Linked DNA regions of Homo sapiens: regions 1, 3, 4, 5, 6 and 7 are each linked to region 2. The links are chromatin contacts, found by Hi-C or POLR2A ChIA-PET in ENCODE. All regions are on one chromosome and are shown on one strand. The core of a region is the stretch at or near the end of the contact, and the rest is flanking DNA. Distances in the headings are between cores, read along the strand shown. Region 1 has its middle 15 kb from the start of HENMT1. Region 2 holds the start of CLCC1 (chloride channel CLIC like 1). Region 3 holds the start of EEIG2 (EEIG family member 2). Region 4 overlaps CELSR2 (cadherin EGF LAG seven-pass G-type receptor 2). Region 5 holds the start of PSRC1 (proline and serine rich coiled-coil 1). Region 6 overlaps EEIG2 (EEIG family member 2). Region 7 holds the start of PSMA5 (proteasome 20S subunit alpha 5).

Region 1 (3,972 bases), core at 767-3,266, 320 kb after region 2:
GGGATTCTCTATCTCCTTAATGCCAAATTCTAACCTGTGTAATATTTAGCCTAGAACATCAATAAAACAGGAATGCAGGTGGTTGGAGGGCATAGAAGCCTCTTCATGATGTAATTGCTGTCCATGTTTTGTTGTTGTTGTTGTTGTTTTTTTGAGACAGGGTCTTGTTCTGTTACCCAGGCTGGAGTGCAGTGGCACAATCATGGCTCATTGTAGCCTCAGCCTCTGGGCTAAAATAATCCTCCCACCTCACCTCCTCCCCACCAGTAGCTTGAACTACTGGCATGTACCACCATGCCCAGCTAATTAAAAATTTGTAGAGATAGGGTCTCACTATGTTGCCCAGACTGGTCTTGAACTTCTGGGCTCAAGTGGTCCTCCTGCCTCAGCTTCCCAAAGTGCTGGGATTGTTTTTTGAGCACCCTCTTCTGAGGATGGAATTGGGGTGGTAGTACTTCTCTGGTTGGAATTGGGGTGGTAGTACTAATGGGAGAAAGAAACATAGCTTCACCTCATGGGGGAAAACAGTAGTTTAAATGAGAGGCATTTCTTAGGCACAGGAGTCCAGAGGTAAGCCCCAGGCATGGGAGCTCTGCCACTTTTGGGACCCAGACGTCCATCTTGCATGTTGTGGCTACTTAGTATGCCATCCAGGGACAGAGAGAGAGATTTGAGCTCTGGCTACTACTTTCATATTCTGAAACAGCAGAAAGAAGAGAAGGGACAAAGGGCACACACAAGCTGTCTGGTAAAGCTTGCTGTGGGTTGTTACGCAACACGACTGCTTACTTCCTGTTGATCAGAATGTGGTCTTCAGGCCACACAAAGGGAAGCTGATATATTAGTCTGTTCTTGCATTGCTGTAAAGAAATAGCAGAGACTGGGTAATAAAGAGGTTTATTGGCTCATGGTTCCACAGAGTGTACAGGAAGCATAGCAGCTTCTGCTTCTGGGGAGGCCTCAGGAAACTTCCAGTAATGGCAGAAGGCAAAGGGTTGGGGCGGGGCGAGGCATCTCACATGGTGGGAACAGGAGCAAGGCGGAGCGAGGGGTGGTGCTGAACACGTTTAAGCAGGTCTTGGGCGGACTCTGTCACGAGAACAGCACTAAGGGGATGGTGCGAAACCATTCACAAAGGACCCACCCCCATGATCACTTCCCAGCAGGCCCCTCCTTCAATATCAGGGATTACAGTTTGACATGAGATTTGAATGGGGACACAGATCCAAACCGTATCAGCTGCGAAATACAGTTTTTATTCTGGGAGGTCATGTGTCCACTTGGTCTGCCAAGGAACAAGGGGAGAAGGAACACTGGCAAATAACCATCTGTGCCACAGCTAGGACATCCTGAGCGGTCTGGAATGGGGGCTATGGAGATGCAGAGTTGGTGCCTGGGAGAGGGCTGGGGGGAGTAATTCTCAAGCTGAGTTTCCAAGGGTTAATAATTAAGCAGATGGGAAGGGGATTTGGTGAGGGGGGAGAGAATTGAGGGATTCTGATGAGAACCGTCTTTTAATCACATTACATTGGTAAACCAGCTGTTTTTTCCTTGAATTTCTAATACTGCTATCAGACTTCCCCCATGAATGCTCAAAGGTGCACATGAACAAGAGATTTGTAGCCCCACCCTATTCCTGCTCTCAAAGGCCCTCTGTCCGTCCTCACCTTTCTAGGCCTCTGCAGTTTTCACTCTAGAGTTCCCTTCTCATCATTGCTCTTCTGTGGTAGAGCCAAGGTTTCTAGCCAAGACCAGCCGTTTCTCTGATCTTTCTTGAAAGTTAATCAGTTAACTTTGTTCGAGCCTAATCACTGGAGCCCCCATGTGGAAACATTTTAAGTGCTCATGACTGCCATGGGGGCTGGAGCTGCTCTTCCCCATGGCCTTCCCGCTCTCTCTGCGGCTTCTGTACCTACGTTCTTCTTGAGAAGTTTGTCTTTCCCCCAACCTGGATACAGGCCTTTCTTTGCACACTGAAAGGCTCATTAATACTTGAGGTCAGGGGTTGCCAGACGTGCTTTTGGGGCTAGACAGTAAATCTTTGCAGGTGATCCAGTCTCTATCACAACTATTCAACTCTGCTTGAGTCAAAGCCACCACAGACAATGTGAAAACAAGTGCGCTGAGCAGGAGACAGAGTTTAATCTGCAGTCTTCTTTGAGAGAAGGTTCTCACTGCCACTGCCCACCTCCCAGACTAGATACGAAATCTGCACTACCAGGTATTGAAACCTCCCTGGCCCTTGAGATCTGAATATAATTTGCCTCCAACTCCTATTTCCATAGTCTGGGTAACTCCAAAACTCTGAGACTTCTATGATTTCCTAAAAGCTTACGTTATCACAGCACTGCCTGCCTTCAAGTTCAGTTCCATACAACTGAGATGTGAATCTCAGCCCCTTCTATGCTGCTCCGAGGCTCCTCAAACACATCCCACCTTACCCTCCTTCTCATCTGGCAGCAGCTCCCAGCTCACCTTCCCCAGCTGCCCTCGCTTGCCCCACCCCCTCCCCTCCTTTCCTGTGACTGCCAACCTGCTGCCCCACGGCACGCCCAGCAGTTCAGCTCCCTTCAAGTGTTCTCAGCCCTCAGTTCTGCCAGCGGTTATCAAGGGAGAACTCCAAATAAAGGCAATTTCTTCAACTAGAGTTTGGGTGCCAAGAACATTAAATCTTTATCTCGTTATGCCTGGTCCTGTGGAGACTGTGTGTCGAGCAGTTGACAGGAAGTCAGGGACTGAGCAGTGTCAGCAGTGGCAATGTGGTCTTTTGAAGACTGAGAACTGTGGGTTTCTGCCTTCATGAAGGATGCTAGGTGCTAACTACAGCAAACATGGCTTATCATTATATTTGTGAACCTCGAACATTTGAGACAGGTCTCAGCTAATTTAGAAAGTTTATTTTGCCAAGGTTGAGGACACGCTCCCATGACACAGTCTCAGGAGGTCCTGACAACATGTACTCAGGGTGGTCGGGGCACATCTTGGTTTTATACATTTTAGGGAGACATGAGACATTAATCAATATATGTAAGAAGTACATTGGTTCCATCCAGAAAGGCGGGGACAACTCAAAGCAAGGAGGGAGCTTCCAGGGCACTGGTAGAGGAGAGACAAATGGTTGCATTTTTTTGAGTTTCTGATAAGCTTTTCCAAAGGAGGCAGTCAGATATGCATCTACCTCAGTGAGCAGAGGGATGACTTTGAATAGAATGGGAGCTAGGTTTGCCCTGAGTAGTTTCCAGTTTGAATTTTCCTTTCGCTTAGTGATTTTAGGGGTCCAAGATATTTTCCTTTCACATATATGATGCACATCCTTGGTGATATCTAGAAAAAGGGGACAGCTGGGAATATTGCTGAGGTCTAGCAAACAAGCTGCTAGGAGCTGGAAGTTGGAAATGTGTATAGTAAATGTTAAATACAAGCTTTTGAAGCCAGCAGTATGTGTTAATACCTTTTATCTTGAAAGTTAACAATTCATGTCCTCTATTTCTCTGTTGGGTTCTTAATGTTCCTGCTGAATTGTGTGTACTCTGCCTGCACACTTTTGCCTCCACTGCTGCAACAATCTCATTTCTTTCTACATGCTCAACTTCATCCTGCATGCTAGACTCAAGCTAGAATTAGTCAGATTAAACTGTGATCTGATTGTATTGTCTTACCCAACAACATGACTCCCTGCTCCCACACATCACCCTTGACCCATCAGAGCCTTTGCTTTCACTGAACAGGCTCTGTGTGTTCTCACTGCTGTTTCCCACCTGGCCCTGTACATATGTTCTTTACCATGCTGCCCAAGCAGTGCTTTTGGGTAGAAATCTTCATGGAACTGTACTTAGAGAATTTTTCATTAATCCTACACCAAAGGAAACAATTTTACTTTAAGCAAAATGTGCAATGCTTCAAAGTCTGTTGAAATTATTTCAAATTTTAAAAATTACAAGATAAAAAATGTGTTTTTCCTTTGGTCTAAAT
Region 2 (3,615 bases), core at 96-2,595:
GCACTCCAGCCTGGGCAACAAGAGTGAAACTCCATCTCAAAAAAAAAAAAAGTACGGCAGATCCTCAAAAAATTAAAAATAGAATTACTACATAATCCAGCAATTCCACTTGTGTATATATATTCAGGAGTTGAAAGCAACAGATATTTGAACATCTGTGTGTATACCCAAAAGGGTTAAAAAACAGATATTTGTATATCCATGTTTACAGTATTATTTCACAGTAGCCAAAAGTGGAAACAACCTGTTATCCATTAACAGATGACTGAATGAACTGGTATATACATAAAATGGAATACTATTCAGCCTTAAAAGAAATTCTGACACGTTACCACATGGATGAACCTTGAGGACATTATGGTAAGTGAAATCAGTTACAAAAAGACAAATGCTGTATGAGTCCTTATATGAAATACCTAGAGTAGTCAAATTCATAAAGACAGAAAGAATGGTAGTCGCTGGGAAGGAGGGAGGGGAAGAATGAGGCGTTACCACTTACTGGGTACAGAGTTTCAGTTTTGCAAGATGAGTGCTGGAGATGGATGGTGGTAATGGTTGCATAACAATGTGAATGTATCTAATACCACTGAATTGTACCTTTAAAAATGGTTAAGATAGTAAATTTTACCATCTTCACAGTTTCCCGAGATTGCAAGGCCAGCAGTTAAAGACAAAAACAAAACTACTTCCAACTGCCCTACAGTGTGCAGACCTTTCCCTTGTCCTGCCCTGAGTAGAACTACAGTTGTCATTCGTGATCCTCCCTTTAAAAAATTATGCTTGTGGCTAGGCGCGGTGGCTTACACCTGTAATCCCAGCATTTTGGGAGGCCGAGGCGGGCGGATCACCTGAGGTCAGGAGTTCGAGACCAGCCTAGCCAACATGGTGAAACCCTGTCTCTGCTAAAAATACACATTAGCTGGATGTGGTGGTGCGCGCTTGTAGTCCCAGCTGCTCGGGAGGCTGAGAGAGGAGAATTGCTTGAACCCGGGAGGCAGAGGTTGCAGTGAGCCGAGCCGAGATCGCGCCACTGCACTCCAGCCTGGGCAACACTGTGAGACTCTGCCTCAAAAAAAAAAAAATCATGCTTGCGTTTCATGGCGAATGTTACACATTCAAACTTATCAAATATATTAATAGTAAGAAAATAGGTTTCCTATCCGTTGTATATATTTGAGTTCCAGGCGAGATTTCCTTCGCAGAAAGAGTTCCGCAGATGAAAAGTAAAAGAAAATCCGCGGCGAAAATAACCCGCGCGCAGAGGCCGGTCCCGCTACTAGCCCCGCCCAATCAACGAGGCCAATCAGCGGCCCGCAACGGGGGAGGGACACGCAGCCGTCAGCCGAACAATTCGATGACGAGGCCCAGGAAGCACGCTGAAACCCTGGGCGGCGGCAAGCTGTGCGACCTCTTCTGCGGCCGGCCTGGGCAGGTGTCTTCCTCGAGAGGCAGGCAGGGGATCCCGGACGTGAGTCCGTGCAGTTGGGTGTGTTGTGCGGCGGGTGGGGCGGGTTACCCGCCGTTACGCCCTGGCGGGTCCAGCGGACTCGCGGCGCAGACGCTGGGGAGGCCGCAGGCGCGACCCGGGGCGGGGACCGTGCTAGCTGCGTGCGTCCGCTGCGGCCTGTGGGTGCCCCGGGCTCCTACCTCAGCTCCCGCGCCGGCGGCTGCCTGTCCGCCGCGGTTGCGCGCGTTCCGGGGAGGTGCTTGGCCCAGAGAGCGGCCTACGGAGAAGGCACAGCGAGGGCAAAGCGAGACCTGAGCGCACGTTGAATTCTGTTGGCTTTGGTTATCTCTGAAAACTTTAAGCATAATTTGAATAAATGCTGTCAGCAGAATAGCTCGGATTTAGTTGTAGTTAATTTTCTAAAACTTCAAATCTGTGAATTAACACAGTTAACAACAACAACAAAAACGGACACAAAACAACCTCCAAAATGGATTTTTTTTTTTTTTTTGAGACGGAGTCTTGCTGTGTCACCCAGGCTGGAGTGCGGTGGTGCTATCTCCGCTCACGGCAACCTCCGCCTTCCGGGTTCCAGCGATTCTCCTGCCTCAGCCACCTGAGTAGATGGGACCACAGGTGCGCGCCACCAGGCCCGGCTAATTTGTAAATTTTATTTGTAGAGAAGGGGTCTCCCTGTGTTGTCCAGGCTTGTCTCTGACTCCTGGGCTCAAAGGATCTTCCCATCTTGGCCTCCCAAAGTGCTGGGATTACAAGCGTGAGCCATTGCGCCTGGCTCCAAATCTGATTTGAGTGTAAAAAGTTAGACACACCATAAGCTGTAGGTTTATTACTGGGTGGTGAAAAACAATTCAGGTTTTCTTTATAATAGTGATTATGAAGTGTTCTTCCCAGACTAGCTTTATCGTCATCTGGGAAATTGTTAAAAATGCAAATTCGCAAGTTTGAGAGCCATGGTTCCAAGAAACTGCATAAGCATACGAAATAAGTTGCAGCCTCCCGACTTATACCCTGGTACTTCTAGTCTAAAACAGGATTTGACTCTACTAATCCAGGTTAGTCTTGCCTTTCCCATTACTCATGTGCTTTCGTTGAAACCAAAGACTTTTTCTTTTGTGCCCATTTCTACTCACTGCCTGGCCGTCTGCACGACGATCTGTGTTTCCTGGTAGTTCTCCAGTCTAGTAGCTACTATAAACTACTCTCCCTATTTCCCGCTCTGTGGAGATGTCGTTCCAACAGGTCCTCTCCACTCTAAGACCCTATCCTCTCAGAGAAGCCCCTGAGAGCCATTAGTACTTTTGCCCTGGAGAGGCAGTTTAGGTAGAGCCAGTCTGGGTTCTACCACTTACTAGCTTGGTGGTCTTAGGCAAGTTACTTTGTGTGATCTGTAAAATGAAGATGAGTGAAGATAAGAGTACTACTTCCAGTAGTTTTGTGAGGATTAAATTAATGTAACAGTGCTTAGCACATAGTAACAAAATATTAGCTACTTTTTTTTTTTTAGACGGAGTTTTGCTCTTGTTGCCCAGGCTGGAGTGCAATGGCGCGATCTCGGCTCACCGCAACCTGCACTCTCTGGGTTCAAGCAATTCTCCTGCCCCAGCCTCCCGAGTAGCTGGGATTACAGGCATGCGCCACCACGCCCTGCTACTTTTGTATTTTTAGTAGAGACAGGGTTTCTCCATGGTGGTCAGGCTGGGCTGGAGCTCCCAACCTCAGGTGATGCGCCCGCCTTGGCCTCCCAAGGTGCTGGGATTACAAGCGTGAGCCACCGTGCCCGGCCTTTAGCTACTATTATACATATTATAATTTAAAAATTATTAGTACCGAAGCCTGAGACAGGAGAGAAATGGTAAAAATAGTAGGGACTGCGGGAGAGAGAAAGAGTAGTGTCCCCTGACAAGTACTAGAATGACATAGGTGCCACCATTAAACGAAACTAGCTAGGATGGTTACTTTCGATTAACACTTTGCTACTCAAGAGTGTGGTCTGCGGCATCACCAGGAGCTTGTTAGAAGTGGAGATCTCAGACCTACCTCAGATTTACTGAATCAGAATCGTTTTTTTTTTTTTTTAACAAACTCTTCAGCAGGTTTAGATGTAGCTTTGTTTGGAGGAAGTGTGAGATTCGTTTTAGGATTTCTCA
Region 3 (3,523 bases), core at 366-2,865, 400 kb after region 2:
AATATCCACTGATGTGTCACCACAGTTTAATTTTAAAAACTGTCTTCGGCAAACTATTAATTTCATATATCCTTTGGTTTAGCCAACTAGACATTTTCTGGCTTCCATAGGCTTCAATATTGCCCCAAAGACAAGTTTCTAGCCCCAATTCCACAATCCAGTGACATTATTTCCTTTATACTATAAATGGGATGACGGAATTTTTTTTAAGTAGAATATTTTTAGGGCAGAAATAAAGCCTAAGACCAGTATATATGGGCAAAATAACATTAACTTTTAACCCTTCTTGATCTCAGGAACTCAAAAGTTCATTTAAAAAATTGTTTTCTCTCTCTATGTATATATTTTAAAGAAAGCACCTTAGGGTACATCTGTCAACCTGTGAGTAGCTCTGAAATTACTCAAGAAACACTGCCACACCTATTATTAATGCCACACCTATTATTTAATAGCTTCATTCTGTAACCTGCTAATGCCTCTCTCTGGGAGTGCCCAGGGGCTCATTTTAAAATGAGGGCAGGGCCTGGGCTCCCCATCTGGCTCTAAGCCCTCCCACAAGGAGACCTACTAGTGGCCACTTCAAGACTAATTCATCCAGCATTAGCGCCTAACTGGAGACGCCGCTCTCTGATGAGGCACAGACCGTTGTCTCGTCTGCCAGGAGCACTTGACTCAAGTCAAGCCTGGCCAGGCCTACCCCAGCCTCAGAGTGGGTGGCCAAGTCCCCTTGTAATCTACAAGGGAGAAGGAATTGTGCTAAGCACAGGTTTCTGTTCAGAGCTGGGCTCTTGGAACTCCTGCAGTTTGGGTTATTTTAGTTTTTAACAGCTCAAGTTCTACTTTGCATTTCACAAATATGGAAATGTCTTAAGAGAAAACAGAAGCATCCTCCCTCTCTGGCCATTGCTCCCATTCCTAGAGGATTTGGGAGGGAAGAGCAGATACCAGGCACCATCTGGAGTCAGGAGCGCAGGAACCAAGGCCAGCTGAGAAGAACCCATTTGCAAAGCACTTTGCAGATCAATAAATTCGACTGATTTTAGAGCGGTCCCTAGGGAAAGGCGAGCAAATGGGCCAAGGAGAGATGCTGCCCATCCAACAAGCCCTGGCCAAGCAGAAAGGGGCGAGGCGGCGCGGGAGGCGAGTTACCTGGAGGACTCGGCGGTGAAGCTGCCGCCGTCCAGCAGCCGCATCTTGCAGAAGAGGACCCCATTGACGAAGGGCACTGAGGAGAGCTCCTCGAGCTCGAAGTCCACCTTAAACTTAAACTTCTTCTTCTTCATCATCGTGAGAGCCAGGCGCCTGCAAGCTGGGCGCACGGCCGGGCGCCGCCGCCTCAGCTTGGCCGAGCCCCGGATCAGCCCAGCCCCATGGCCGGGGCCGCGAGCTGTGCGCGGGGGCGCGGCCGGGGGGCGCCGCAGGCCGGCCGCGGCCGGGGCCGCTGCCGCCGCCTCTCGCGGCAGCCTGGGCCGGAACGCGGCGGCAGCTGCGGCGCGGACCCCGACCGCCCGCGGGGAGCGGTCGTGCTGCAGCTCGCCCGGGGAGGTGAGCGCCCTTTTGGTGCTCAGCTCGCCGCCGCCGCCGCCGCCGCCTCCGCCGCCGCTGCCGCCCGTCTGGGAGTCGGGAGAGGCGAGGCTCGAGGAACCGCCGCCTCAGCGCCTCGGGGGTCGGGGGCGCCCCCAGCGGCCGCGGCCTGCAGCGCACGGCGGGGCGGAAGCCGGAGGGAGGGCGGGGACTTTGTGGGCGGGCGCGGGCTTGGCCGCGGACTCTAACCCGCGACGGCAGTTAGCACGTCACGCCTTTCTGGGGTTAAAAAAAGACAAACCCGACAGAGAAAGCTTCCTTCTACCGCTTCCTCTCCGCCTTTCTTTTCAGTTTTTGCACCGCCTCCTTTCTCCCCCACCCCCTCCAGTGGTTTCTTTCCTTTGGGTTTGAGAGCCATGGGTTAATAGAGGCAATTAAAATCTCAGCGTTGTTTTGGTCAAATTGAAATCCTAAAACTAAAATTTCCGTTAGGTACTCTAAATTCACGAGCCTTCAAATATAAAAGGAAGATAAGGTAGGAAAAAGGAAAATGATGTGCTGAGGGACTATCAAGGGCCCAGGCACCGTACTGCTGCAGGCGCTTTCTCTGGGGTATAGCTTATCTAGTTCCTGTCACCCAGGACAAAAGATAAAAGAGCAAAGAAGCAGTTAAAATAATACCCTCCCTTTAAAAATTTGTCTGTCTATACTGAGAACTGAAATGCTTAAAATCAAATTCTGCAGGCAGTCTGGCATGGCTACGCTGTAATCCCAGCTACTCGGGAGGCTGAGGAGGGAGGTTAGCCTGAGCCGGGGAAGCGGAGCTTGCAATGATCGGAGATCGCGCCACTGCACTCTAGCCTGGGCAACAGAACAAGCCCCTGTCTTAAAAACAAAACAAAATCTTCAGAGCAGGCTTAAAAAAAAATCTCCCTAGGGGAATAACAATTACCTGCCTTCTGTAATCATGCATGTATTGTTACAATGAATGTTACAAAGTTGGTTACGTGATGTTCATGTTTTTAAACTGAGTTATTGTCATTTTCACTCAGATTCTGCCACAGTAATTCTGAAAGGGTTTAATTGAAAATATTTTCTTTCTCAGTTTACTCGTTTACTCATTCATTCATATAAAAAAATTGCTTAAAATGTCAATCATCGGCTAGACCCCATAACCAAAAGCCAATAACTGCCCTCAAGAATTTTACAATCTAGTGAGGAAGACATGTTTAGACAGGTCATTAAAAAAACACAACCTAGCACCAAGCTATGTAGAACTCAGAGAAGCAATTAATTGAAGTTAATCAGTTTTCTGAATTTCAAAGGATGAAAATGATTTGGGACAAAGTGGGGTAAGTTGTTCTAGGAGAAATAAATTAAAAAAAAAAAAAGATTCAGAGGCAGGTTCGGGGGTGGGGATTTGGTAATGGATAAAGCTTCTTACCCTGCAGGACAGGGGGCAAAGACAGTGAGATGCATTTGGGGACTTTGAGATTTGTCATTTAGAGCACTGGATGAATGTTAATTTCATTGACTGAACATTGAAAGCAAGAGGAGGGCAGGTTGGGAATGGAAGAGATAATGAGTCTTTATGGGATCTGCTTGCAGTACATCTAGGGAGAGAGAGGCAGCCTTAGCTCATAAAAATGCATTGGCAATTGAAAATATACATTTGGGAATTGAGGTAATCGCTGATGGCTGAAGCCCAAAAGGTGGATAAGGATGAGTTACTCTGAAGAATATTTAAAGGGTAGGCAAAGAGGAGATCGTGAAGGTGCCTAAGAACAAGCAGTCAAGAGAAAAAGGAGATGAAGAAAGAGATGGCCTGGAAGCCCAGACGGTTTTAATCATGTAACATTCGTAGTTACAAAGTTCTATTGTGTGCCAGGCACTATGCTGGGTACTAGAGATGCAAATGAATAAGACATAGGGGCTTATAAAGGAATGGAGAAAAACAGAGATATGCAAACAGATCAACTAAAGTGTGTGTGTGTGGTAT
Region 4 (3,617 bases), core at 241-2,740, 300 kb before region 2:
GGTCTGCTTACCTGGTCTCACAGTATGGCCCAAGGTAATTTGGGGGACACTCGCAGGTATAGCCATGGGGGGCACTGGGCTTGCGGGTACACACAGACTGGTGCTCACACGGGTTCAGGTCACACACATTAGTACAGTTGTCACCATAGTAACCTGGGACCAGAAGGACCAGAGAGGCTCATTCCCCCACCCTCCCCTGGCACCATCTTCCATCAAACCCTTCATCTGTTTCTTTCCACATAGCATCCTATCAGCTGGCTATGGCTTTGTTGTGTAGGCAACTAAGACTCAGAGAGGTGGTGTGATGCCCCATGCCCCAGGTCACACAGCAGAGCCAGCATGTGGCCCCAGGCACCTGATAACCTGCCCGTTGCCCTGGATCCTTAGCATACCTGGATCACAGCTGCAGGAATAGCTGTCCCAGTCGTTGCTGCAATAGCTGTTAGCAGGACACGGGTTTGAGTCACAAGGGTCAGGCAGGCTACAGCCTTGCTCCACGTTGATGCTCTCCCCATGGCTGGGATCCAGGCTGTTAACCCCCTCCGGCGTATCGCTCACCCGCACACCCTGGGAGGGACAGGAGCAGTGTTGCCCTCAGTGGAGCGGGGCTGCAGGTGGTGGGGGAGGGGATGGGAGGGCAGGGCAGGACACTCACCTGCAAACAGCCCCGAAAGCCACGGGCCACACCGCCGGCTGGCCCAGGTATTCCGCCCACTGTTATGTTGCTCAGGTGCAGACCATGCAGCCGGGGGCCCAGGTTGCCCTCTGCTCTCTGCTGCCCATAATCGAAGGACAGAATGGCATGGCCGGGCCCCCCGCTGGCTCCCAGTGCCAGCTGTGCATGGTGCCAGTCACCGTCATTGGCCCGGCCTGGCTCCAGACGGAGAGAGGAGGCCTGAAGCCCTGTGCCCTCCACGCTCAGCATCACGTGGCCCTCTCGTAGCTGACACCAGGAGGAAAGAAAACAGGGTCAGCAGACGGCCTTAATCACTGTTCTCCAGCTCACAGTTCCCCTTTCTGGACCATCAAACCCATCCCGCTGCCCAGCTGAGGCCATAGAGAGGAAAGCGTATTTATTTCCCTCAGGCCCAACAGGTGGCAGCATTGACCTTCCCAACGGATCCAGCGGCCTCTATATGTCCCCACCCCTGCCCAGGACCTGCCCAGCCACTTCTGTCCAGCCGCCTAGAGGCTACCAGGGCCCTATGGCCAGGCCAGGGCCAGCCGCCCTTCCATGCATCACCTGTAGGGTGATGGTGCTGCGCCCCCTGGTGATGGCCTGCAGCAGGACACCGTCGGCCTGGCGCGTGCGGAACATGAGGCTGAGGTACCAGGGTTGGGAGATGGGCAGCGAGAGGCCATGCCAGGCCACCAGGCTGCTGCCCAGGAAGTGCTGTGGATTGGCCATTTCTGGGGAGGCAGGAAAAGGCAGACTGTGACGGGTGGAGCCTCAGAGGGCCCTGGGGCTGTGATGCTCAGCGGTGGCGGCTGCACGGGAGGCAGAGCCCACTCCCCTCATCAGCCCCGCCCTCCAAAGTGCGTACCTGCCCTGGGACCGCCCCACGCTGTGCCCAGGCCTGCCTCTGACTGGCCCCTTTGTCTCCTGTGTTGCCCTTTCAGGGCTCTGCCCAGACACGCTTTTCCACCCACAGCCCCGCTCAGCAGAGCCCTGCCCAGTGCCTGCCCCAACCCTGCCAGTTCCCAGACTGTTGATGGCACCCAGGCTGTGGCCTCTAACAGCCGCCCCTCCTACCCTGGGCGCAGCTCTTGCCCCCAAAGCCCAGGGGGCACTCGCAGCTGAACGCGTCCCACTGGTTCACGCAAGTGCCCCCATTGTGGCAAGTGTTGCTGTCACACACGTTCTTCTTGGCAGGGCAGCCTGGAATGGAGAGAAGGCAGCTCAGTGGACCTGAGCTGGGGCTCTAAAGAGAAAGCCTGTGGCAGCAGTTAGAGAGGCCTCTGAGACCCTCCATTCTGGCATCCTCACACCAGGCACAGCCCCTCCTCTCAGCACTGGGATCCCAGCCTGGCTCCACCCCGGGCCCCCATACCAGGCACGGTGCCATTGTTGGCAATGAAGTCAGCCATGTCTATGTGCCGGCTGTCCACCTGCAGGTTCCGCATGCAGCCCACGAACTGCCGCATTCGGACTGGGAAGCTCTCGGGCAGGTCAGGCACCCCGCCTAGTAGCAGGGGCCCCGTCAGATCCAGAGACCTGGGGGAGCAAAGATGGTGGCGGCACAAGGGAGGGCTGGGAGCTTCTGGTCCTCCGCTCGCTCTGCCGCCAGGCCAGAGACACGAACGGCGTAGGCAGGTGTCCAAGAGGCCCTGCAGAGCAGTGCTCAGGAAGGGCGTCACCCCTACCTGGAACTGTTCTTGTCGAACACTCAGCCCCCTCCCCAGACTGCCCCACAGGGCCTTGCTCTGATTCCCCAGTCTTGACCCCATCCCCAGGGCTGAGCAGGGGCTAAGAGAGGCAAAGGGAGAGAGACCCCAAAAGCCCACCCTCTCCACCTTCCCTCCCTGCCTGGCCCTGCCCTCACTTCACCCCATCCCTGGCCCTTTCCCCTGCTCACTTCTTGCTGCCACCCTGGGTGCCCTGGGCAGCACAGGAGTAGTTGCCCAGGACAGATCCGAAGCGCAAGGCCACTCCTGTGTCACAGCCATCCACGGTCACCACAGCCACCTTCTGCTCTGATGGGCCCTGTGGGAGCCCTGTCTGACCCAACAGTGGCTGTGGACAGGAAAGAGCAGAGAAGGGGGACACTGAGTACAGAGCCCACTAGGTTCATGGCCAGCACACACTGGGTGCCTCTGTGTGCACCCACATGCCCAGACACACGTACACACATGCATATACACACACGTGTGCTCACGTGGTTTATGCATGTAACTACCTTCCTCAGTGTCCAAGTTTGCGGCTGCCTAGTGGAACAGAGAGCATCGAGCAGTGCCCAGTGGGGTGGGAATGCCCAGCAAGGTGGCACCTTCCCAGCCGCTCCCTTCCTCTCAGCCAGAAATGCCCTGACCAGCCCACCCAAGCCTGGAGGCAATGCCACTCAGGGCTGGGTAAGCACCTGAGGCAAGAACAGAACCCCCAACCCTCTGTGCCCTCCACACCCACCTTATTGTAGTATTTCAGCTGCACCGTATGCCACTGGCCATCACTGACTCCTCCGGGCACGAATGGGGACACCGTGGTGGTTGACTCCCCTGGGGAAAGGACCAGGTGAGCTGGAATGCCTGACGAGGGCTAGGAATGGCAGGGTTTGGGGTGCCAGTGGCTGGGGCTGGGCCCAGATTTGGCTGATAGAGTATGTGGCTTGGGGTCAGGGGCTGGAAGACTTGGGGCCTTTGGAAGATGGGCAAGGATGGGGGGCAACTGTGATCACCTGCAGAGAAGGTGAGCTGGACCTGCTCCTGGATCACCTCGAGGGCCACAAAGTCATGCTTCTCATTGAAACGCCCATTGTACAACAGCAACCCGTCGCGCTCCTTTGTGGCAAACCTGAACAGGAGTTGGGGATGGGGGCAGGGAATGGGGTACCCACCTGGATGCCAGCACCCCCGCCACCTAACCAGCGCAGGGGAGGGAGATCTGCTGGCAGAACCACAGG
Region 5 (3,797 bases), core at 1,298-3,797, 320 kb before region 2:
TGCAGACCTCACCACCTCAACGTCACAGCCAAAAACTAGAAAGTAAACAAGAAAGCCTATAAATGGCCAAAAAAATGGGCATGAACTCTGAGGACTAAAGCTCAGGTTCTGTTTACCAGAAAGCTCCTCAACCATTCCCTTAGGGCTTTTTCACTTTAAATATTCAGAACCTTTCTAGGAGCTCAGTTTATTACTGGAAAGGGGTCTTGATCCATCCAGACCCCAAGTGAGGATTCTTTGATCTTTCAAAAGAAAGAATTCAGGACGGGTCCACAGAGTAAAGTGAAAGTGAATTTATTAAGAAAGTAAAGGAATAAAAGAATGGCTACTCCATAGAGCAGCCCCAAGGGCTGCTGGTAAGCTATTTTTATGGTTATTTCTTGATTATATGCTAAACAAGGGGTGGATTATTCATAGGTTTTCTGGGAAAGGAGCATGATTTCCTGGAACTGAAGGCTCCTCTCCCTTTTATACCATATAGACGTTGCCATAGCATTTGTAAACTGTCAGGACGCTGGCAGGAGTGTCTTTTAGCATGCTAATGAATTACAACTAGCATATAATAAGCAGTGAGGATGACCAGCTGTCACTTTCTTTTTTTTTTTTTTTGAGACGGAGTCTCACTCTGTCGCCCAGGCTGGAGTGCGGAGGTGCGATCTCGGCTCACTGCAAGCTCTGCCTCCCAAGTTCACGCCATTCTCCTGCCTCAGCCTCCCGAGTAGTTGGGGCTACAGGGGCCCGCCACCACGCCCGGCTAATTTTTTGTATTTTTAGTACAGACGGGGTTTCACCGTGTTAGCCAGGATGGTCTGGATCTCCTGACCTCGTGATTCGCCCGCCTCGGCCTCCCAAAGTGCTGGGACTACAGGCGTGAGCCACCGCGCCTGGCCTACTTTCTTTACCATCTTGGTTTCTGGCAGATTTGGCCGGCTTCTTTACTGCACCGTTTTATTAGAGGGATGTTTGAGATCTGTATCTTGTGCGGACCTGCTGTCTCCTCCTGTTGTTACCAGAAAGGGGTCCGGATCCAGACCCCAAGAGAGGGTTCTTGGCCCTTGCATAGGAAATAATTCAGGGCAAGTCCATAAAGTGAAAGCAAGTTTATTAAGAAAGAAAAGGGATAAAGAATGCCTACTCCAGAGGCAGAGCAGCCCGGAGGGCTGCTGGTTGGCCATTTTTATGGTTATTTCTTGATTATATGCTAAACAAGGGATGAATTATTCATGAGTTTTCCGGGAAAGGGGTAGGCAACTCCCTGGAACTAAGAATTCCTCCCCTTTTTAGACCATGTAGGGTAATTTCCTGATGTTGCCATGGTATTTGTAAACCGTGGTGATGCTGTCTGGAGTGTCTTTTAGCATGCTAATACATTATAATTAGCGTATAATGAGGACTGAGGACCTCCAGAGGTCAGTTTCATCGCCATCTTGGTTTCGGTAGGTTTTGGCTGGCTTCTTTACCGCATGCTGTTTTACCACCAGGGTCTTTGTGACCTGTATCTTGTGCCAACCTCCTATCTCATCCTGTGACTTAGAATGCCTAACCTCCTAGGAATACAGCCCAGGTCTCAACCTTATTTTACCCAGCCTCTATTCCAGATGGAGTCGTTCTGGTTTGAAGCCTCTGACAAGTTCACTGGTGGCCCGGGCAACATTTAGAAACAACAGAGACAACACTCCTAACAAGTTGGTTTAAGCATTTTACAAATACTGCTTTTAGTTCAGAGGGGGCTACTTACAAACACCCCCTCTAAATCCCCTAAGGGCACACGGTAGAAAACGCCTTCATAATTATCCTCGTAACACCGTAACTGCGAGGACCAACATCCTCCTTTCACAGATAAGCGAAGAGAGGTGAAAAGAGGGCAAATATACTCAAGGCAGCCGCCTCTAAACCGAAACTTGGGTTCTGAGGTCAGTTAAACTTGGGTTGCATTTGAACCTAAGCCTGCCTGCGTGAAAAGCCCGTTGCTTTCTTTGCACCTCAGCTGCCTCAGGTTCTTGAAGAGGCGATGGAGGATGTACTTCTAAGAGAACCTCAATATACCTACAATATAAGTGTTTAGGTGCTCCCTTAACTTGGAAAAAACCCACAACTGAGGAACCTCGGCCAATGCGGCGCCTGCATATTGAGTGCGCCCAAGAAAACGAATTTCCTCCCGTAGAGCGTCGGTTAGCGGCCACGTTAGGCAGCACAACCGTTCTGGAGACTGGGTGCTCGGCGGCCCAGCAGAGGGAGCGGGGCGGGGCGCGAGTTCCATACTCGTGGGTCCGTTTCTTCCCTCCTGGCCAGCCGCGCTCTGCTCCCATCTGCCTACGGGAAAGAGAGTCTCCGCGCACGCGAGCACGCGCACTCGCAGCCTCAACCCTCGGCTCCGCCACCGGGATGCAGTCTTCTGGGAACGGTTCTCCCCCAGCCCCCACCGGCTGACTTCCGGCCGGCAGCTCCTCAGCCCCTCCCCCTGAGGATTCACCAATCACGGTGCGCGTGTGGCTTGAGTAGGTGGGGCCTGAGAGATTCGAAAGGAGCCCCGCCCCCTCGGAGCTGATTCCCGGGACTAGGTTGCGGGAGAAAGCCTGTTGCGTGGAAGATAAGGCGGCGCGGGAAGTGGACACAGGGTGGGCTGGAGGTGTGCTTCGCGTGTGATGCCAGGGGAGTGGAAAGGTGGCTTGGGGAGTGCAGAACCCTGAGGATAGTGGCGGGGAGGAAGATGGGGCGTGCAGGCCGCCCCCAGTGAGGAGAGGCCAGGATGCAGGGCGGCTCCAGGGCAATCTGGGCAGTTGGGGGAGCCCTCCGTATCGTTCCCGGAGGTAGCAGGAGTAGCTGTGCGGGAGGTGCCACTCCTGGGCGCTTGCTTTGCCTCCAGCATGACCCCCGACCCTGGCTTGCACCCTGAATCTAGCTGCGAGCCTTGGGCAGAATGGATACCTGAGGAAAGGTATGGTTTCTCTCCAGCTCAGATCTAACTGGACTCTCGCTCCTGCTGGCTGGACATGGAGGATTTGGAGGAAGGTAAGGAAAGGAGGGAGGGAAGAATGAAAGGGAGGAGTGAGACCCAGCGATGGAGAGCTGCATCAGGGACCCATGACTGGCTTTCATTCTTCTTTCCCCTTCAGATGTAAGGTTTATTGTGGATGAGACCTTGGACTTTGGGGGGCTGTCACCATCTGACAGGTACCAGCCTCTTTATCCCACTTATTTTCCTCTAACAGTACCTCTTTGTCTCGAATCCCTTACTGCTGAATTATTGGCTTGGGTTGGTAACTTAGCAAGGTTTGGCGCACTTGGGGCTGCTGGGCGGCTGGCTGACTCGGGCCTCTATGACACTATTGGTAGCGGGGAGAGAAGGGAGAAGCTGGAGTTAGATTTCAGGGTGTTAAGAAGAAGGATAAGTGGATTTGCTGCATCTCCATCCTGGCATCATTTCTGATGTCCGTAAATGCTAAAGGCCTATTAGGCCCCATAGAACCAGGTATCTCATCGCCCAGAGGCCACATCTCACAGCCAGCATGGGCATCGGGGCCTAGGGTCATGTCCCTGGCTCTGTTGTGGGGCTTTTATGCAGTCTCCCTTGCATAATCTCCTGTTCCCTTTTGCATGGGCATGATGCCTGGTTTGTTTCCTGTCTCAGCCGTGAGGAGGAAGACATAACAGTGTTGGTGACTCCAGAGAAACCACTTCGACGGGGCCTCTCCCACCGAAGTGACCCAAATGCAGTGGCACCTGCCCCCCAGGGTGTGAGGCTCAGCCTAGGCCCCCTCAGTCCAGAGAAGCTGGAGGAGATCCTCGATGAGGCC
Region 6 (3,784 bases), core at 419-2,918, 380 kb after region 2:
GCAAATGAAAGCTACTGAGAGTAAGGGAAATAGGAGTTTAATGAAATTTTTGCTATGTATTATTATTAATTTTGCCATCCTCCAGTACTGTGAAAAATACTGCTACATATTATGAAAGTATTCCTCCGTTGGTATTTTCACAAGTATAATTATCAAAAAGGAACTCTATAATATCAGAGGAGGAAAATGTATCAGTTTTCTGGAACAGGAATATTAAACAGTAAGTTCAAAAGAATATGTTCGGGTCACCAAGACATACTTGGAAATACAGGTAAGAAGATGGTAGGGTGTTTACATTCTTGAGATCAAGAGAGAAATGAGCCAACGACATGGCCAGGGTATGACAAAACAGCACAAAGAGTTATTACAAACTGTACTATGAAGGCTCTGCTCTGGTTGTCTTGCTTATCCTTACACTAATGATATTACAATAATTCAGCACTTATGCGGATGAAGTAACTTATAATCAAAGGCACAGCAGCACAGCCTACTATTAATATAGCTCTACTTTGAAGGAAGGTCTGGGGAGGAGATGGAAGGGATCATATGCATTGGTAAAAGGATGAGATTATAGATGGCTGTATATAAAAGGACTGTAGTGAGCATACATGCTGGGACCTTCCTTGAGTGGCACAGACCTGCTGTGGTATCTCCTGCTGATATTGATTACAGTCAGTGTAAACAGATTTCATGTTTATGCCTTATATTGTGTTACTTGACCCATCTGACACCACTCCTCACATAGAAGGAAACCCCAGAGGGAGCAGGGTAGGTTAGAGAAACTCTAACAAACAGTTAAAATAGCTTCTTAATTATTTTGAATGCCGGACTGATGTTCCTTTGAAGGCAATACAGTACCAGCAGAGAGTCATGTGGCAGCTAGGGTTTATATAAGTTATCTTAGCAAAAATAGCTCTTGAATTCATTTTGACTTACTACCAGTTGGTAATAATTTTCAGTTTCTTGAATGAGCAAACAGTAAGAGCTAATATTGCAGTTATTACTGAGTTCCTAGTTGCTTCAGGAAGGCTTACACTTGATTAGCATAATGACGGAAGTTACAGTTTTCAATTGTGTATAATTACAAATGCATATTATCTGTATTCCTAGTTTGATGATTTTGTTTACTTTTCTATTAACAGAAATTATAAAGGTAATTTATGATTGCTTATAAGAGGTTATTAATTTAGTTTAAAGCAAAATCTTGCAACCAATTACCTTTTTTTGGAAGGACTATGAATAATCTTTTCTAACTACTTCCTGAGGCTATTTCTAAAGCTATTTCTATGTATTTCTGCCTCATACATAAAGGAAATAGTGATGTCCACAGAACTGTCCACATAAGATATTCAGGTACACTTCCTGTAAGTCATTTGTTAACCATAAAGATGCCTGGGATGGTACACAGACGTGATACTTTAACAATACAAAACCTTATGGTAACCTGAACTGGCCTCAAAAAGGTAAAAATAGCAGATAAAATGTTAATAACCATGTTTAGACACCAGCACTAGAGAATTCTCAGAAACTGCCATTGAAAGGTGGTTGTAATCTGCGAACAAGGAAATACAGAAAATGTTAACTAGAAATAAAATGTCACTAAATGCGTTTATTCTTATGCTATGCTAGCGATGACTCACTTAAATAAAACAAAGCAAACATGCAAAGTCCAAAATCGATACTATGGGTAGTTCCTCATTTCAGTAAGATAAAATAAGTCTTGGGTGTAAGCCAGTTTTTAAGCCACAATGCTTGGAAATAGCATTTGATTAGGAAAAGTCTGGGAATTTCTTCTTAAACTAGTAATCAGGTTTTAGGACAGAAAAAAAAATATTTTTTAAGAAAGCATACAGACTCTCAATCATGAGTTTGTTTTTAATATTTGTATCCCTATTTTCATTTACACTAATCCTTTGCCTCAATGTATAATCATGTTCAAGTCCTTCTCCTAAAAATAAATAAAATATTGCTGTTTATTCTTGTCTCTTTTACCCAATTGCATTTTTCTCCTTTTCTTCATTAACAGGGCTTCCAAAAGAAGTTACACTCCACACTTCTGCTCCTTCACCACCTGCTTGCTCTCTAATCCCTTGAAACCTGGTTTCTGTTCCTACAACTCCATTGAAACTTTTCTCTCAGAATTCCCTGAAGACTTGCTGATTGCCAAATAAACAGAGCATCTCTCATATTACCCCATCTCTCTACGCTATGGCAGAGCTGAACACCCTGTCCTCTAACGTACTTTCCATAGTTAGCTTCTGTGATACCACATACCTCCCCAATGTTTGGTCTCATTGGCCCTAATTAGGTCTTTTTCTACCAAGGTTCTGTCCTCTGGCCCTTGTGTTTTGTCCTGCATACTATCGTTGGCTTTATTATCTTGTCCCGGTGGATTATCTTAAAATCTAGGTTTGCGATCCTAACTATTCTGCAATCCTAACAGTTTATGTCTGTTTTCAGACTTAAACTTTCAGCCACTTACCACATACTGTCATATACCTCACTTGCTTCTTACACTCAAATGTTTAACAGCACAGAATTAGCAATAAAGGGAATACGTAGGAAACAACAGTAATAACCAAAACAGAAGAACTGTTACTTAATTTACACTCCATCCATTAAAGAATATGCATAGTATTATTGAAATAAATATACTAAAGTTTTTAGTAACATGGTACATGCTTATATTACAATGTTCAGTTAAAAAAAAAAAAAGCAGGAGGGTTGGACACAATGGCTCATTCCTATCCCAGCACTTTGGGAGATCAAGGTAGGTGGATTGCTTGAGCTCAGGAGTTCAAGACCAGCCTGGACAATGTGGTGAAACTCCATCTCTACAAAAAAAATACAATATTAGCAGGTGTGGTGGTGTGCACCTGTAGTCCTAGCTACTCAGGAGGATCACCTAAGCCCAGGGAGGTCAAGGGTGCAGTGAGCTATGACTGTGCTACTGCACTCCAGCCTGGATGACAGAGTGAGACCCTGTTTCAAAAAAAAACAAAAAACAAAAGGCAGCATAAAAAATTATGTATGTAATTTGGTTTCAACTGTGTAAAACACAAAATGGAAGACACTGGAAAGCTATATTTTAAGATATTAGCAGTGATTACCTCTGATAGGTAACATTTTCTTCTAATTTTATATATTTTCCACATTTTGTATGCTGATCAGGAGAAAGTGTGTGTGGGGGGTTCAAATCATATTACCTAAAGAATAAAATCATCTTCATGTGACTGCACCCAAGGCCTGCCAAATTCTGGTTCCCAGAGGACCTTTCCAGTCTTGTCCTTCACTGCATCCCCCAAATATGCTCTACTCTGCTCCCCCACTCAGCTACCATATTCTCTGCAATGTATCTGTTCATGCGCTTATCAAGTCTGTTTCTGTCCTACCCCAAAGCAGGACATTTCTACCCTGAAGATCTTTGCTGCCTAAACCCTGCTACAGAGCTGGAGGGCAATGCTCAAAATTCTCTCTTGGATTTGCTTAAGAAAGAAAAAATTCTGTTAAGTCTTCTATCCAAACCATGATGATTATTATTGGTAGTAATAACAAACATAAAACTCACTGGCTAAAATGACACATGATAGCATTTGCTGACTATAAATTGCCACAAAAAAATTAAGAATTCGTAACAGAATTTAGATATGTAAAATCTAGTCCTGAAAAACTGAATTTAATAAAAATTATAGCCACTATATATATTATGGCAGATTAATACAAATTAAGATAGCTATTACAATCTTTATACTTTGTGTAGATAATAGAATAAACACTAAAAAAT
Region 7 (3,608 bases), core at 481-2,980, 460 kb before region 2:
CCCTGTGCCTGGCCATAAAAGAACTTCTAAAGAGCAGCTGTAGTGAATTTACGACCAAGACTTTTCCATAGAAAATAACTGATAAGGTGAAAAAAAAAAAAAGCTTGTCAGAAAGCTGACAAGAAAGCTAAAAATTACCATTCTTTTCTCAGAAATCTAACAGATCCCAGAGGATTGCTACTTGGAGTTCTTCCTCAGTTTTATTAGTGCTAAACATCTGATTGGCCAGGGATGACCAAACTAAACTCCTACTGAATCCATGAAGGAAGTCAGAAAATAAAGGGTGGGGAAAACTAATCTTGGTTAATACTCAAAAGGCTTATTTTTACATTTCCTGCACCTTTGAAATGCCTTGGTGACTTACAAACCTAATCTAGGACCAAGAATGAACTTTACTGGAGAGATACAGGCCTTGAGAGGTTAAGGACTTGACTAGTGGTATCACATTAACAACTGGAAATGAGATGCTGGCATTTCCCTTTCCAGCATATACTGCCTGATAAATGATTTCTTTCCCCCGACTCCAGCTTTAAGGTGTAAGTGACAAATAGAAATTGTTCATGTTTATGGTATACAACGTGACGTTTTGATATACATATATATACACACACACACTGCAAATAATTAAATGAAGCTAATCAACATAATCCATCATCTCACATACTTTCCTGTGGTGAGAACATTTAAGGTGTACCCTCTTCACAATTTCAAGTACACAATATATGATTATTAACTATAGAACTCATCCACCTTCTCTGACTGAAACTTTGTATCATTTGACCAACATTTCCCTATATTCCCCACCCCCGTGCCAAGACTTCTTACTTGCCTTTCTTGAACAAATACTTGAATTACAGTGTTATTACGAAGCTGCAAAGTTGCTCCTCAAGCAACTTATTGAAGGGAAGCAAGAAGCGTCGAAAAAGAAAGCGCTTTTTTTTTTTTTTTTTTTTTCGGATAGGGTTTGGCTGTTGCCCAGGCTGGAGTGCAATAGCACGATCTGGGCTCAAAGAAAACACTTATTTTTCACAAACAACAGAAAAAGCAGTGAATATTTTGAAGTCTGGATCCTGAACTCTAGGTTATTTAGGTCTGAAACCTGTACTAGGGGGAGGGGTGCAAGAAAGAGTTGATAAAATTACCTTAACCATGTGGAAACTTTAAGACTTTCTTACATACTAACCCCTCGCCCCCCACTTTTCTCAATAAACGAGCCAAACTGGCTGAAACGAAGGGACTCGTCCGCGGCGCCGGCTCAGACCCACTGTAGCCGACTCATTACCGCCCAAAGTCCTGGAGCCCTCGACCGGGCATGGAGAACACCGTGGAGGAACCCTAAGAGAGGGAATCCTGCGAAGAGAAGTCAGGTGGTGGCCTTGCCGGAAACGGGACCAAAGTCCTCTAGCTGGGATTACGGGAGCCGGCGAGGGACCTATTATGTCAGGGTTCAGACAACCCAGCTCTGCATGCAAGCCTTTCCAATTGCCAGTCTTGGGGCGGGCTCACATCTTCTCTACAAGGCGAACTCACTACACGCCTTGGGTGCCTATCGTCCCTAGCAACCACCCGCGATTTAAGGCGGAAGTACCTCCCTGGTCCTCCTCCTCCTCCGGACCAACCAAGCCCTCGTGAGGAAGCGCGTTGGCCCAATCACCTAGGCGGGAACTACTACCAGCCAATAGGAAGCAGGCACAGGAGGGCGGGCTAAAGAGGTCGCGGTCGCACGCGCAGTTGGTCCTTAGTACTGCGGCCGTGTGGGTGAGTTGGCTGCCGGTGAGTTGGGTGCCGGTGGAGTCGTGTTGGTCCTCAGAATCCCCGCGTAGCCGCTGCCTCCTCCTACCCTCGCCATGTTTCTTACCCGGTCTGAGTACGACAGGTCCGTGCAGCTGGGGGACGTCGGGTGGGAATTATGGGTGGGCAGGCCCGGGACCTGGCCGCGCGGCCTGGGTTCTGCCGTGTCATGGGGCTCCCCAGGAACCCGAGACTGGCCGGACCTGGGGATGTTATGCCCTCCTCAGGCGCCCGCCGTCCTTCCCCAAGCTAGACCACATCGGCGGCACTTGTCCTACCGCTGAGTCACCCCTGGGTCCTAACTCGGTGCGGAAGCGAGAAGCTCCGGCTGGTGCTTGGTAAAGAAGGCGTGAGGAGCCGGAACTCCTACCTTGAACCCGGAGAAGGCCAAGGGTCACTCTTTGCTCCGTTCATCTTTTCGTGCCTAGTATGACTGCCTTGAACAAACAAACAAAAAGTTAAACGTGCTTCCTGGAAGAAAAAGCAACTGGTTTGTAGTAGGGCATGCTGCGGTGTATAGTTTCTTCAGAAGCGCGAAGGCAGTCGTAGCTTTGGCTGGATATATTGTCTGGAGTCTGATTTTATAGGAACTGGAATTTAGAATGGTTTTCAAGAGATTTCTCATCATGCCGATTCCAATTGACCAAAATTTTTTCTGACTTTTTAAAAGTTTAAAGCAAGTTTTAAAAAACTTTTGTGGTATGAAAATGTTCACAATATTAAGTTGTACATATATATGCTGTAGACATTTTTACTTTCAGTTTCTGTTTTCGTCAGTTAAGTTTTTACATAGCTACTCTTTTTTAAAGTCAGGGAAGGCAGACATTTTCTTTGTACTGAGTGGTATGAGATGCTGCATTTCCTGTCAAGTATATGCTGATCCTGTCGAAGTTTTACCACCTGCAGTTACCACTTTTTCATCTTTTTTACTGACTCGTAGAAGATGTGTGTGAAGTTTTGACATATTTCCCCACTGTCCTATAAAGTGACTTTGTTGGTCGATATTTAACTTCCAGAACATTGAAGAGAATCATCTTCGGGTGACATAATTTTGAGTTAGGGTGTGTATGATAGAAATTGTTATGCTTATCAGAAGGCATTTATTAAATTTTGTGGCCATTTACTTAACATATGTATTGACTGCTTTGTTACTTATTTTTCTGTCTTCCCAAGACGGCCTAAAATACATCCCTTTTTATTCTCTTAGTTAATGTGCTTGAGTGCTTGCTGTGAACAAGGCACTGTTCTAGGTGCTGGTGCTACAGCAATGGACAAAATCAAGCTCCTTGCTCGCATATAGGAGACTCTTTTGAGACAGTCTCGCTCTGTGGCCCAGGCTGGAGTGCAGTGACGTGATCTTGGCTCACTGCAACCTCCCCCTCCTGGGTTTTGTTTGTTTTTGAGACGGAGTCTCGCTCTGTCGCCAGGCTGCAGTGCAGTGGCATGATCTCGGCTCACTGCAACCTCCGCCTCCTGGGTTCAAGCGATTCTCCTGCCTCAGCCTCCCGAGTAGCTGGGACTACAGGCGCGCGCCACCACTCCCAGCTAATTTTTGTATTTTTAGTAGAGACAGGGTTTCACCATGTTGGCCAGGATGGTCTCGATCTTTTGACCTCGTGATCCACCTGCCTTGGCCTCCCAAAGTGCTGGGATTACAGGAGTGAGCCACCGCGCCTGGCCTGCCGCCTGGGTTTAAGCAATTCTCTGACTCAGCGTCCTGAGTAGCTGGGATTACAGGCGGTGCCACCACGCCCGGCTAATTTTTGTGTTTTTAGTAGAGACAGGGTTTCCTCATCTTGGCCAGGCTGGTCTTGAAC

What was found. A loop is a pair of places that touch in the nucleus more often than their neighbours do. ChIA-PET counts read pairs that join two places held with the same protein, here RNA polymerase II (POLR2A). Pooled maps may share reads with other maps.
Region 1: a pooled map shows a loop between it and region 2 (3-fold over the local background). The contact joins the enhancer-like site here to the promoter of CLCC1 in region 2. A Hi-C loop is called at or near these places in 4 of 50 pooled maps. POLR2A ChIA-PET finds 5 or more read pairs at or near these places in 5 of 52 experiments (CD4-positive, alpha-beta T cell, CD4-positive, alpha-beta memory T cell, CD8-positive, alpha-beta T cell and 2 more).
Region 3: a map of naive thymus-derived CD4-positive, alpha-beta T cell shows a loop between it and region 2 (4-fold over the local background). The contact joins the promoter of EEIG2 here to the promoter of CLCC1 in region 2. A Hi-C loop is called at or near these places in 2 of 168 maps with a recorded cell type or tissue (CD8-positive, alpha-beta T cell and naive thymus-derived CD4-positive, alpha-beta T cell), 5 of 37 single-sample maps with no recorded cell type and 9 of 50 pooled maps. POLR2A ChIA-PET finds 5 or more read pairs at or near these places in 2 of 52 experiments (CD4-positive, alpha-beta T cell and activated CD4-positive, alpha-beta memory T cell).
Region 4: a loop to region 2 is called in a pooled map, with 5 times the contacts of the local background. The contact joins the enhancer-like site here to the promoter of CLCC1 in region 2. A Hi-C loop is called at or near these places in 1 of 168 maps with a recorded cell type or tissue (PC-9) and 5 of 50 pooled maps. POLR2A ChIA-PET finds 5 or more read pairs at or near these places in 3 of 52 experiments (OCI-LY7, activated CD8-positive, alpha-beta T cell and common myeloid progenitor, CD34-positive).
Region 5: a map of naive thymus-derived CD4-positive, alpha-beta T cell shows a loop between it and region 2 (4-fold over the local background). The contact joins the promoter of PSRC1 here to the promoter of CLCC1 in region 2. A Hi-C loop is called at or near these places in 1 of 168 maps with a recorded cell type or tissue (naive thymus-derived CD4-positive, alpha-beta T cell) and 8 of 50 pooled maps. POLR2A ChIA-PET finds 5 or more read pairs at or near these places in 1 of 52 experiments (Panc1).
Region 6: a loop to region 2 is called in a pooled map, with 2.8 times the contacts of the local background. The contact joins the enhancer-like site here to the promoter of CLCC1 in region 2. A Hi-C loop is called at or near these places in 5 of 50 pooled maps. POLR2A ChIA-PET finds 5 or more read pairs at or near these places in 2 of 52 experiments (HEK293 and activated T-cell).
Region 7: a map of B cell shows a loop between it and region 2 (24-fold over the local background). The contact joins the promoter of PSMA5 here to the promoter of CLCC1 in region 2. A Hi-C loop is called at or near these places in 4 of 168 maps with a recorded cell type or tissue (B cell, ascending aorta and naive thymus-derived CD4-positive, alpha-beta T cell), 10 of 37 single-sample maps with no recorded cell type and 16 of 50 pooled maps. POLR2A ChIA-PET finds 5 or more read pairs at or near these places in 2 of 52 experiments (activated CD4-positive, alpha-beta T cell and activated naive CD4-positive, alpha-beta T cell).

The regions. Positions count from the first base shown.
Region 1 is chr1:108,643,820-108,647,791 of GRCh38, reverse strand. No RefSeq gene overlaps it. Among named protein-coding and RNA genes, the nearest start is that of HENMT1, 15 kb to the left of the region's middle. Within about 2 kb of position 2,016, at least 27 of the 41 ENCODE cell types and tissues checked have a DNase peak (open chromatin) inside an H3K27ac peak, as active enhancers do; they include CD4-positive, alpha-beta T cell and CD8-positive, alpha-beta T cell, where a contact is called at or near this core.
Region 2 is chr1:108,961,214-108,964,828 of GRCh38, reverse strand. It overlaps CLCC1 (chloride channel CLIC like 1), which reads left to right and starts at 1,345. Exons shown (of 13, transcript NM_001377458.1): 1 at 1,345-1,468; 2 at 2,360-2,520. RefSeq lists silencers at 1,550-1,789, 1,928-2,222 and enhancers at 2,150-2,269, 2,642-3,142, 3,143-3,615.
Region 3 is chr1:108,558,192-108,561,714 of GRCh38, reverse strand. It overlaps EEIG2 (EEIG family member 2), which reads right to left and starts at 1,615. Exons shown (of 11, transcript NM_001010883.3): 1 at 1,150-1,615. The coding sequence starts at 1,286. RefSeq lists enhancers at 412-461, 925-1,024 and a silencer at 1,415-1,954.
Region 4 is chr1:109,261,404-109,265,020 of GRCh38, reverse strand. CELSR2 (cadherin EGF LAG seven-pass G-type receptor 2) reads right to left here. Exons shown (of 34, transcript NM_001408.3): 4 at 3,393-3,508; 5 at 3,125-3,213; 6 at 2,577-2,734; 7 at 2,052-2,215; 8 at 1,754-1,879; 9 at 1,244-1,410; 10 at 656-943; 11 at 393-567; 12 at 12-153. Among named protein-coding and RNA genes, the nearest start is that of CELSR2, 14 kb to the right of the region's middle. RefSeq lists an enhancer at 296-1,278 and a silencer at 1,256-1,305. Within about 2 kb of position 1,490, at least 4 of the 41 ENCODE cell types and tissues checked have a DNase peak (open chromatin) inside an H3K27ac peak, as active enhancers do.
Region 5 is chr1:109,281,895-109,285,691 of GRCh38, reverse strand. PSRC1 (proline and serine rich coiled-coil 1) reads left to right here and starts at 2,547. Exons shown (of 8, transcript NM_001032291.3): 1 at 2,547-2,629; 2 at 2,956-3,012; 3 at 3,117-3,174; 4 at 3,632-3,797. The coding sequence starts at 2,994. RefSeq lists enhancers at 2,036-2,085, 1,453-2,178.
Region 6 is chr1:108,582,380-108,586,163 of GRCh38, reverse strand. All of the region lies in intron 1 of EEIG2 (EEIG family member 2), which reads right to left. Among named protein-coding and RNA genes, the nearest start is that of EEIG2, 24 kb to the right of the region's middle. Within about 2 kb of position 1,668, at least 4 of the 41 ENCODE cell types and tissues checked have a DNase peak (open chromatin) inside an H3K27ac peak, as active enhancers do.
Region 7 is chr1:109,424,570-109,428,177 of GRCh38, reverse strand. It overlaps PSMA5 (proteasome 20S subunit alpha 5), which reads left to right and starts at 1,730. Exons shown (of 9, transcript NM_002790.4): 1 at 1,730-1,876. The coding sequence starts at 1,848. RefSeq lists enhancers at 1,170-1,229, 736-1,667.